Linked DNA regions of Homo sapiens: region 1 is linked to region 2. A link is an interaction called in ENCODE POLR2A ChIA-PET data of the cell type or tissue named here. Cell type or tissue: A673. All regions are shown on one strand. Each heading gives the region's core, and the rest is flanking DNA. Links, peaks and the distances in the headings are about the cores only.

Evidence for each region. Peaks named below come from ENCODE experiments on the same cell type or tissue, not always from the same donor. Only the 100,000 strongest peaks of a DNase experiment are listed, where the experiment ranks them.
Region 1: POLR2A ChIA-PET joins it to region 2 with 18 read pairs; 5 of 35 experiments call an interaction of 5 or more read pairs at or near these places.

The regions. Positions count from the first base shown.
Region 1 is chr19:2,373,447-2,376,350 of GRCh38, reverse strand. The region is part of intron 1 of TMPRSS9 (transmembrane serine protease 9); the gene reads right to left. Among named protein-coding and RNA genes, the nearest start is that of TMPRSS9, 15 kb to the right of the region's middle. In A673, for the core only: no CTCF peak of the experiment used is centred there; no DNase peak of the experiment used is centred there; H3K27ac peaks cover 438 bases.
Region 2 is chr19:2,429,402-2,432,305 of GRCh38, reverse strand. LMNB2 (lamin B2) reads left to right here. Exons shown (of 12, transcript NM_032737.4): 10 at 404-523; 11 at 648-758; 12 at 1,354-2,904. The coding sequence ends at 1,395. Among named protein-coding and RNA genes, the nearest start is that of TIMM13, 3.3 kb to the right of the region's middle. In A673, for the core only: no CTCF peak of the experiment used is centred there; no DNase peak of the experiment used is centred there; H3K27ac peaks cover 710 bases.

The DNA.
Region 1 (2,904 bases), core at 288-2,787, 56 kb after region 2:
AAGTGGGACTGAGTGAAGGGCATGGAGATGGGAGATAATCCTGATGATCTGGCGGGCCTCATATCCCCACAGTGTTCTCATGAGAGGAGGTGGGAGGGTGAGGGTCAGGGAGACTGGAAGAGGCTGTGCTGCGCTGTGGCTGTGAAGGGAGAGGAAGGGGCCCCGAGCAAGGGATGTGGGTGCCTCTAGACGCTGGGAAAGGCGGGAACACATTCTCGCCTGGAGCCCCCAGGAGGGACCAGCCCTGCCCACACCTTGACTTTGGCCCAGGGAGGCCCATCTTGTTCCAGCAGCACCAGGAAGCCAACACACGCTCCCTGGGGACAATGCTACTCGATGCTGACTTCGGAGAGAGCCGAATGGTTTACTGGGCATCTGGCATCTTTACAGGAGGAACACCCTGCAAATGGGAGCTGCCCAACTCATAATATCCAGATCCTCACTCATCCTGAGACTTCCAGGAGTCCCAGCAAGGCAATGAAATTCTCCAGGCCTCAGTTTCCCCAGGTCGTTGATCTGCTTTGTCCCTTCAGTTGTAATTTTCTAGGGTATGTGTTTTTTGTCTGCCCAGCATCCCTTTCTTCAATGAAGGTCCACCTCATCCCTGCTGTCCTGGTGGGGTGGTCGATCATGGTGCTAGCCACCAGGTCTGCCAATCACAGTGTTTACTCCCTCTCCCCATCAGTGATGATTGGTCCATACTGAACACAAGCCTGCCAATCACAGCTTCCACCCTTCCATCTCCAGCCAGTGATTGGTCCACACTGGACCCTGGCCTGCCAATCACAGTTCCCACCCCTCCATCCCCATCAGTGATTGGTCCACACTGGACCCTGGCCTGCCAATCACAGTTCCCACCCCTCCATCCCCCATCAGTGATTGGTCCGCACTGGACCCTGACCTGGCAATCACAGTGCCTACCCCTCCATCCCCATCAGTGATTGGTCCACACTAGACCCTGACCTAGCAATCACAGGGCCCACCCCTCCATCCCCATCAGTGATGGACCCAAGAGGTTGCATATGACCCAAGCAGGACACCAAGTTCTTTTGGATCCTTGAGTTTCAACTTTATAAAACTGTCACTTTTTAAGACCAAAGTCTATAGAACAAGATCAGTTTCTTATGGTTCAACTCACAGAAGCAGGGACGGAGACGCCTTCTTCCCAGTGGGGCTCCTAAACTGCCACGTGTAGACGTGGGGCCATTGGCCTCCATCTTGGTGGCCAACAGAAGGAAAGGATGAGGTCAGTGCCGTGGAGGAAGAGACCAAAAGGGGATAGAGTTGGAGGCAGGAGTCTCCACCAGGGAAGGACCTCAGCAGACACCAGAGTGAGTCAGGCGCAGCCCCGCCCAGCACCAGCTCCTCCACGGGACCTGTTTCGTCGTGGAGCCAAGTTCTGTGCCCCCTGGTGCCAGGATATGTAGTTTGTGAACAAACCGAAGCGGAGAGCAGGAACTTCTACAGGGATGGTCCCTAAAGGAAACGCTCTTCCCCTCCTTTGCTGCTGTCTGGAGAAGAACACAATACAATCAACACAACATCAGGCTTATCCACCGTATGCACTCGGCGCCCACCTCACCAAGGCCACAGAGGCTCGTGGGTAAGGGGCCAGAGCCAGCCGGTGGTCAGAGGAGAAACCTTCCTCCAAGAACCTCTTCCAAGCCTGGTTAGGGGCTCCCCAGAGACAACCAGAGCAACGCAGAGGCCTCCAACAGGGTCTCAAACAAAGACCCTGTTTTTGAGGGGTGTTTTTGTTTTCTTTTTTTTCTTTTTTTGAGACGGAGTCTCGCTCTGTCTCCAGGCTGGAGTGCAGTGGCGCGATCTCGGCTCACTGCAACCTCCGCCTCCCAGGTTCAAGCAATCCTCTAGCCTCAGTCTCCCAAGTAGCTGGGACTACAGGCGCCCACCACCACACCCAGCTAATTTTTGTATTTTTTAGTAGAGACGGGGTTTCACCATATTGGTCAGGGTGGTCTCGAACTCCTGACCTCAGGTGATCCACCGGCCTCGGCCTCCCAAAGTGCGGGGATTACAGGCGTGAGCCACCGCGCCCTACCTCTTTAAAAAAAAAAAAAAAAAAAAAAAAAAAAAAAAAAAAAGATTGTTGAGAGAAATCAGCATGAAATTAATGGACAGGCAGGACTTTGAGCCTCTCCTTGTCACCGTGAATACAAGAAAAAGGAATCTTTGGTGCTGATGTAATAGCTTGAAAAGCAGTGAAGCCGCGGAGGGGTCAGAGCTCTGTAGCTCGGGAAAATGTTATAAAGCACTGCCCAGATTTGCCCAATGTACAGAAACTTCTAGACTCCTCTCAACTCCTCAAGGATAGACACGAGCCTTCTTTACCTCTCTGCCTTGCTCAGATCTCCCTGTAAAGCACTTTGCAAATAGTTGGTACAGACAAAAGCATTTGTTGCTTCAGTGAAAAGCTGACAAGTTTCCTAAAGAATAAATCAGCATGGTGTGTATTAGTTTCGCAAAAAGTTGGCTGAAAACCTCCAAGCTGCAACCTCCCTAGGCCACGTGTACGGCAAAGAAAGCAAAAGTTGGCCGGGCACTGTGGCTCATGCCTGTAATCCCAGCGCCTTAAGAGGCTGAGGCGGGTGGATCGCTTGAGGCCAGGAGTTCGAGACCAGCCTGGCCAACATGGCGAAACCCCGTCTCTACTAAAAATACGAATATTAGCTGGGCATGGTGGTGCATGCCTGTAATCCCAGCACTTTGGGAGGCCGAGGTGGGTGGATCACCTGAGGTCAGGAGTTCGAGACCACCCTGGCCAACACGGCGAAACCCCGTCTCTACTAAAAATGCAAAAATTAGCTGGGCATGGTGGTACACGCCTGTAATCCCAGCACTTTGGGAGGCCAAAGTGGGAGGATCCCTTGAGGCCAGGCGTTTGAG
Region 2 (2,904 bases), core at 274-2,773:
AGGCACCGTCTCAGAGCGGCTGCCGCAGTCATAGAACCTCCATGTGCTGGTGTCACCCCACTGGGCCTCCCTGGAGCCTGAGTGGTGTGCCCTGGGTCTGAGTCCAGGCTGCTGGGGCTGGCAGGCGTCCCCGTGAAGTGTTAACAGTCAGGCGCATGGGCCATGGAGCCTGGTGGGTGTCAGATCCCAGTTCAGCCCCTGCTTGCCAAGAGCCCTTGGCCTCTGTGAACCCTGGTCTCTTCTTGTGTATCCTGGGGACCATCACCCTGGATAAGCCTGCGTCGGGCTGGAAGGACTGAACGCCCAGGGCATTGAAGGGGGCTTTGTGGTAGGGGCCACTGGCTGGCCCACGTCCCTGGAACCAGAGGTGACCCTGATGGGGCCATTGTTATTGGGTCCTCAGGTGTGGGCAGCTGGTGCGGGGGTGGCCCACAGCCCCCCCTCGACGCTGGTGTGGAAGGGCCAGAGCAGCTGGGGCACGGGCGAGAGCTTCCGCACCGTCCTGGTTAACGCGGATGGCGAGGTGGGTGTGTGTGGCTTGGGGGGTGCTCGGCTGGAGTCCTGGGCAGGGTCTGGGCACCCTCGGGGCCGCCACAGCAGCTCTGGGCCCGATCCCGGGACATGCCGCCGTGTCCTGTCCCGCACAGGAAGTGGCCATGAGGACTGTGAAGAAGTCCTCGGTGATGCGTGAGAATGAGAATGGGGAGGAAGAGGAGGAGGAAGCCGAGTTTGGCGAGGAGGATCTTTTCCACCAACAGGTAGGACCCCTGTGCCCACTTGCGGCTGGGGGGCAGCCTCTGGGGCAGAGTGAGCTCGTGCACACACATACACATGCGTGCTGGCCGCATCCCCGACGGGAGCTCCATCTGGCTGCCGTGGCTCAGGGTGAAGCCAGCCTTGGCTGTTACCAGCACGGCAGAGACCTGTTCTTGCCTCCTGGGTCGTGCCCATCGTGTGAATTTGCGACATCACAGACCTCAGGGTAGCTGGCCAGGGGGTCCCCTGAGAGGTGGGTGTTGAACAGCTCCCCAAATGCTCTCTGGTCAACCGGCTTCCTCAGTCGAAGACACAGGTCCCTTCAATACTGGCTTCTGGGGAGAAGATGAGTGCAGAAACCACAGCTGCATTAAACGCGTGCGTCGCAAGTTCCTGTGACTGTTTTGGAACCCAGAACAGAATGTGTAGCTCACAGGCGGGCTCATGGGGACATGGAAGTGGAATGGAAGGCTCTAGAAATAGACACTGTTGTTGCTCAGCCCCTCCCTGGTGGGGAGGTGGGGGCAGCCATCTACCTGCCGGCTGCCTCCAGGCTGGCCCTGATCATGGCCGACCTTCCTTCCTTCCTTCCTGCAGGGGGACCCGAGGACCACCTCAAGAGGCTGCTACGTGATGTGAACCCACACTCCTCATCCACACACCTTTCTTTACCCAGAGCCACTGAAAACTATTTTTATATCATTGGCTTTCTTTAGTTCTTGATACATTTCTAGAGAATTTCTAAGCGAACTGCCAGAACGTGTGGGTGGGTCTCCCCCAGCCCTCCCTCCTGGCGGGTCTCCTCCAGCCTCACTTCGCTGCCACTTCGCCGCTGCCCCGGAGACTTTTCAATCCCACCCCACTCCTCATCTCACCATTTGGTCAAATTGGAAGCCCAGGGCCAGGACCCGGAGGTTTAGAAGATGCTTGGGCTTGGAGGGAGGAGGGCCGGCGAGGCTAGCGAGGGGACAGGAGACGGCCCTGCTGCGGACGGAGCGCGGAAACTGCGTAGGAATTCAGTGGTGGTGGGTTTTTTTAAGGCTTTCTACAAAACCAAATTCAGAATCCAGGCGTCGACCTGGTGGGGCCCGGGGCCAAGCCTGCATTCTGGCTGCCCAGCTTCGGACAGCGGGAACTCCTCAGGCAGCCACGCAGCGGGTGTGGGCCAGCATGGGGATGGCGTGGCCCCCAGGGCGGGTTTTCACTCCGCTGCCTGGGCTTCCAGATTCCCGTTCTGGCAGCGCACCGGCCGGGTTTCTCGGACCGTTGACTTTATTTGGGGGAGTTTTCCCGCAGTTCAGTTCCTGACTGTGCAAGGCCAACAGGGCAGGGGAGGGGAAGACCTGGGGAAGGAAGAATGAGGACAGTCCCGTCGTAAGACCTGTCACAACAATAAGCAGGGAGGGGAGATGTGGAGGGGACACATCTGGTTGCCTTGGAGGCAGAAGCTGTGAGTTTCAGAACAGCTGTCTGCAGGGAACGCCACCATGTTGACCCTCTGGAGGAGAGCGCTGTGGAGCCCCTCCCGTGTTCCAGCTCCGTCTGCCCTGTGCCTATATATACACATGCGTCTATCCATACTGTGCTTTTATCTGTGATTTTCTCGCTGAAACCATGTTTCTCAGACAGGCCAAGGCCACCTGACTCCTATCACGACGCACCCAAGCCCCTCAGTCCAGCTTCCCAATGCCTGGCACCCCCCTTCGGCAATAGCTCACCGTTTACACCCTCCCTCATAGATACACAGAAGTTATTTTTTTAATGGATATTTATTTTTTTACATTGGTCAGTACACAGGTCAGGAGCTCACGCCAGGGCCTTGAGGACAGGCTGACCCTCCTCCCCGGGGTGGCGTGGGGCTGGGGCACCCTCCGACGGCAGAGCCTCCTTCAGAAAGTGCAGCTCAAGTCTTAAAGACACCAAAACTGAGCCATGGGCACGCGCCGTCTCCGGGCCATGGCGTTCACTGCAGGGCGGGGGCGGCACCGCTCCCCTGTGACTGCATCCCGCCTCCCTGGGGACCTGCCTGTGGCAGGAAGGAATGGGGGGCCCCAGCCCCAGGCCGGGAAGGAGCCAGCGGCCGACAAAGCAGAAACACCCGCTGCTCCACGTAGCCCCTGCTCGCTGTCCTTGCTCTCAGAAGTCCCG